Regions from separate parts of the Homo sapiens genome. Here region 2 is linked to region 1. Evidence: read pairs that join two places in POLR2A ChIA-PET (ENCODE). Cell type or tissue: Panc1. All regions are shown on one strand. Links, peaks and the distances in the headings refer to the core of each region. The heading gives the core; the rest is flanking DNA.

Evidence for each region. ChIA-PET counts read pairs that join two places held together with the same protein. Peaks named below come from ENCODE experiments on the same cell type or tissue, not always from the same donor. Only the 100,000 strongest peaks of a DNase experiment are listed, where the experiment ranks them.
Region 2: POLR2A ChIA-PET joins it to region 1 with 5 read pairs; 1 of 35 experiments calls an interaction of 5 or more read pairs at or near these places.

Annotation. Positions count from the first base shown.
Region 1 is chr2:52,974,829-52,977,757 of GRCh38, forward strand. The region is part of intron 1 of LOC105369165 (a long non-coding RNA gene); the gene reads right to left. Among named protein-coding and RNA genes, the nearest start is that of MIR4431, 270 kb to the left of the region's middle. In Panc1, for the core only: a CTCF peak has its summit at 1,726 (motif pointing left); a DNase peak (open chromatin) is centred at 1,633.
Region 2 is chr2:53,035,231-53,038,159 of GRCh38, forward strand. All of the region lies in intron 1 of LOC105369165 (a long non-coding RNA gene), which reads right to left. Among named protein-coding and RNA genes, the nearest start is that of MIR4431, 330 kb to the left of the region's middle. In Panc1, for the core only: no CTCF peak of the experiment used is centred there; a DNase peak (open chromatin) is centred at 1,117.

The DNA.
Region 1 (2,929 bases), core at 139-2,638:
TAGAATGTAGCCCATTGTTTAAATCAAGAATTGGGGATATTGGTTCTCTATTTCCTTCTTAGTCTAAACTTATCTTTTTCTCAAGGATAATTGATTTATTTATTCATTTTATTATTCATTTATTTTTATCATTTGTAAGTTTAATTATTTAAACTGGTTTTACACATTAGCTATGTGACTTTTTGTTTGTTTTTAAGACAGGTTTTCACTCTGTCACCCAGGCTGGAGTGCAGTGGCACAATCACGGCTCACCGCAGCCTCAAACTCCTGGGGTCATGCAATCCTCCCACCTCAGCCTCAGGAGTAATTGAGACCACAGGTGCACACTACCACACCCAGCTATTTTAAAAAAAAAATTTTTTTTGTAGAGACAGGGTCTTGGCCTGTTGCCTAGGCTGGTCTCAAACTCCTGGGCTCAAGCAGTCCTCCTGCCTCGACCTCCCAAAGTGCTGAGATTACTGGAGTGAGCCACCACACCTGGCCATTTTTTTAAAAATTGATTTTAAAAAAGAAAGACCCACTTTTTATTAACCACTGCAAATGTACACTTTTCCCAAATTCAACCTCACCTTGAGGTAAGTTGCTTGTATCAGTTGGGAAGTCTTATTCTTACTGCAGAAAAATATCCATTTTTCAAACTAAAACCTATTTTTCAGAGAGATATTATATTGGAAAAAAAGGAGAATGACAATTTTCCACCTGTGAAAATGACCTGTCAGTGGCATGAAGAGATATGATATTTGAGCAGAAAACATTTATTTCAACATGTTCCCCAGGTTGAGAAAATTTTCTTCTATCTTATCCTTGAAACACTTAATCCGCATCAAGGACTTTAGGCAGCTAGGATAAAATCTCTAGTCTCTATGTCCTTGACTTGTTTTCAGATATTCAGACTACTTCTCATTGTTGAAATTAGTTTTCTTACTGTTTACAGTGCCTTTTCTCACTACAGATGTGAAGTTGAAATTCTCAAAGAAACGTTAAAACACACAGCCATGCACAATGTAAAAGAATGTTTCTTGACACATCCTAAATTAAAAATTTTGAGACTTGATAAATTAAATATTTTAATATTAAATAAATCTAGTCATAAGAAAATGTGAATGGTATATCATGATCAAAAAAGATGACAAGGATGAATACCCAGCTTGCTTAGTTTTCAGAATTTTAATTCAGATTGAACCTACTTGGTGGTCAATGTTTAGGACAGAATAAAAAAAGACCCAAAATCTAAGTAATTGAAGAAAAATACCTGTCATTCTCTCCCTTTGCATTGTGGCTTAAGGGAAAAAAAAAAAAAAAAGCCTAATTTCATTGTGGTAAGCATAGGGTAAAGAAAAGATCATTGGTATGAATTTTTGAAGTGTCACAAAAGCAACTTAGACAGAAAGACAAACATTTTTCTATTCTAGAGAATCTTTATTGGTCACTGCATTCTAATCTTGAAAGTAATGGAATGAAATCAGCATCACATTTCTTCCATCATTCACCTTTGCCTCTGAGCAACTAACCTCTATGAGATGCTACTTTAAATACAGAAAGCTTTAGAGAAGATGCTCCTTGGCTAAGCACATAATAACATAACTGGACTTCTAGCTAACCACCCTATCAGATGCCCAAAAGATAAAAACACAAGATTCACCTATAGATAACATTAGTCTTAGGTGAGACCTTTAGGCAGTCTAAACAGTGCATTGCAACGGCCTCAACAATGGCCCTGCTGCCCCCTTGAGTGCACTTGCTGAATTCCTTGGAGAATGCTTTTCTTCACAAAGTTTTTAGGGTGAGATGGGATTCTACAGGCATTTAATTGGCAAGAGCTAGAGAAACTTACCTTTCTGAAATTCACCATAAAATCTCATACAAGGAAGAACAGTAAATCACCCCATATGGTTTTTGAATGCCCTAAACAGTCATAAGTGAAAAACCTGCTTATAATTATCAAAGTCCAGGATCTAACGCTATCTTGCATAGGCATAAAACATCTTTTGCAAAGTTTCAATACACACTGCATTTTACAGGACTGTAACTCATTGTAAATCAAGAGAAAAATTCTACCTTGCTATCTTCAGGAATGTATCAAGAGTTTCTCCTTTGGAAAAACTGTGTCTTTGAGTGTGATGTGGCTCATGGTATTCTAGTTGTCTGTACAAGGAATCTGTCAGCATGCATGTGCCGCTGTGGCATTCAGTGATTCTAAGGTTAATTACAGGTACAAGCAGCTGGCTGTTTCAAGATATCTTCTAATGTGATCCACCTGAATATTTAAATATCAAAGAAATAAATAATGTGCTGGTTATTATTTTTAGTTTAAGTTACTTTCCTTTCATTTTTAATTTTATTACATTTAGGGATATGTTTTTATTTTTGTTGAAATTTGTTATATTATGAAGAGAATTTATTTCAGAATAGCATAGAGGCTGTTTCAAAACAGTTGTTATTAAAAAATAAAGTCCAATCAGGGAATGAAAACCACTAGTGAAGAAATTAGAATTTCAGACTGTACTGCTGTTTATTCTGATGTATTGGCATATTTATTAACTGTAATTTGATCTCAACATAATCAGTTTCTCTCTCTCACTGTGTCACTTCTCTCTCTCTCTCTCCTAAAACTCCTAAGGCAATTCCCTCTTTTTCTTTTATCTTTGCTAACTTAAAATCATCTATGTTTTAAAAACTGTATTTCTATAATATGGAGATATATATAGATATATTATATATTTATATATATATCTATATATATTTATATATCTATATATTTATATATTATATATATTTATATATCTCTATATATATTTTATATATATCTATATATATTTATATATCTATATATTTATATATTATATATATTTATATATCTCTATATATATTTTATATATATCTATATATAGATATATATAAAACAATGACAATTCATATATATATATAT
Region 2 (2,929 bases), core at 155-2,654, 60 kb after region 1:
CCTAGCATTTAGAGACAGCCTTAGAGGGAAAGGGGTGTAGAGTTAGAGTGGCTGAGATTTGTTTTGGTTTGTTGTTTTGTTTTCATCCTGACTGAATGACAGGGTATTGTGCAGCTCTGGGAGACACTTTTCATAACAATGTCTATATGTGGGGTTTACCTGCTGGAGTTTTGCACTACACAGGAATTGGCAAAGGGCTCTGAGAAAGGGTGCTCAAAATAGTCATTCAACTTTAGAAAAGAAGTTTCCAGCAATCTCAATTCTAAGTATCCAGTGAAATTCAAATCAGAATCTCAAAGAGATATTAGCACTCCCACGGTCACTGAAGCACTATTCACAATAGCCAAGATGTAAAAACAACCTAAATGTCCTTTGACAGATGAATAAAGAAAATGTGGTATATACATGCAATGGAATATTATTCAGCCTTAAAAACAAGGAAATACTGCAGTATGTGATGACATGCATGAACCTTGAGGATATTATCCTAAATGAAATAAGCCAGTCATAGAAAGACAAAGGAGGTATCTAAAATATTCAAATTCAGAGAATCAAAGAGTGGCTGCTGGAGCACAGGTGGAAGGGGAATGGGGACCTACTGATCAAGAAGCGTAAAGTTTAAGTTAAGCAAGAGATCTGCTCTACGAGATTATACTTAAACAATACTATATTGTACACTTAAAATTTGTTAAGAAGGTAGATCTCAGGTTGTGCTCTTACCAGAATAAAATAATTTGTTTTACAAAAAAAGCTTCTATTTCTTCGGTATGTAAACCTAAATCCCCAGCTACTACACTTCAGATTTGAAATGAATTTTGAATTGTTCTGATTAAATTATTTCATCATAAAATCACCATGGACTCTGACCTACAGATGGGCTCCCTCACTGCTACTGAGAACTCCAAACTTCTGCCAGCTATACTGCTGCCTTCCAGACAGATACTTTGTCTGGATGAGATCTCAGTATCAAAAGTAAATGGATACAGCTTAAGTGTCTTTCCAAGCCAAATGTTGGACTCATCACAACTAGAAGAAAATGGTTATACTAATTTCTTCCATGAGCTCCAAGAAACTGATTTAGTCTTCTATCTTGCTGAGACTGTGTTGGTTTTCTATTGTTCAGGACACAGATATGCAAAATATCCATGTTTACCTTGGCCTCTAAAACTCCATGTCTAGTTAATTAGCAAGTGTAGTTCAGCAGTCTAGCATGGAGCACTGATGATGCATTATGCATAAATCTGCACCTACCTCCCTTTGCACTCATCCTCCCTGCGTACATGGAACAGTAGCTCACTCCTCCACTATTTCCTAATCCCAGGCTTTTGATTCTGTTACTTTAAATGAATATGAAAAACAAATGACTTGCTATCTTTCTGTTTTTAAAGGCACTTCAAAGTCACAACTTCCACTTTATATGGAAGTTACCACATAAATCTCCTCTCCTGTTATTCATCTGAATATCTTCTTCTTTAACTTTCTGCGTGTCCTTTCCTAATCTATGCCGTGTTCAAAAGTATCCTCTACTGATAATGTACTCTTGATGGATCTGCACTAGTCTATTCCAGCCCTATATAAATCTTGTTTGAGCAATAAAAGTATTCATAAGATCCTTCCCTGAATATATTACATTGAATCTAAACTTTGACACATTTCCCCATTTTTCATCAATCGTTTCCCTCAAATTTAAAAACATTTCTATTTAACAAAATGGCAACAAGCACTTTCATTCTTCGTATTCATTTAATTTCATTTTTTGTATTCTCAACAAAACAGAAACAAGCACTTTCATTATTCCCAGATGTAATAATTTTCAAACCAATATTTCTGTTTTTTATATTAATAAACCTTTCCACATTATTATTATTATTATTATTAGAGATGGAGTTTCGCTCTTGTTGCCCAGGCTGGAGTACAATGGCCTGATCTCGGCTCACTGCAACCTCCGCCTTTTGGTTTCAAGCGATTCTCCTGCCTCAGCCTCCCGAGTAGCTGGAATTACAGGCGCTTGTCACCACACCGGGCTAATTTTTGTATTTTTAGTAGTGACGGGGTTTCACCACGTTGGCCAGGCTGGTCTTGAACTCCTGACCTCGTTATCTCCTTGCCTCGGCCTCCCAAAGTGCTGGGATTACAGGCGTGAGCCACCGTGCTCAGCCTACACGGTATTATTTTAAGGCTAAATAAAATTTCTTCTAAATTTCCTATTAATTTGACCTCAAGCTTTTAATTATATGTCTTTACTTTTATTGTGTTTTAATGTTGTGTTTATCATTTAACTTCCTTAAAGCAGTATATTTATATATTCTTAATTTTATTTTTCTCATGCAAAGCACTGATAGCATTATTTTTCTGCAAGTACAGTAGCAACAATTATACGGAGATTTGTCAGCTTCATTTTATCCTTGTGTTTTTACAACTAACTTGAACTCATAGTTCTGTATTTTATAAATTAACCAAAAATATTAAAACTCAGTTCCATAAGAGATACTCAGAAGTATTCCCTTCTAAATGGATAACAACATGAAAGTAATTCCTAGATCTTTAAGAGAAGCAGTTAAGATAACCAGCCAACTACATTCTGTGTGACATTCTATATTATTTCCTTCAACTCCTTTAGCAAAGCTACTGGTAAAGATATACATTTTAGGGCTTACTTATGAGACGTTCATTTTTAAAGGAACAAATTACATAGCCTCTACTATTGTTAATTCACTATGCAACAGACTAATTGTTGATTAGAGTTGTGCAGTGTTGAAGAACAGGAGCTTTAAAGCTAATTGTGCCTGAGTCCAAATACTAGCGTGCGCATGCGCGCTCTCTCTCTCTCTCTCTCTCTCTCTCTCTCACTTGCTGTGAAACCATGAATATATATTAGCCTCCCTAAACTTTAGTTTCCTATCTATGAAATGGAGTGATGGTAGTACCT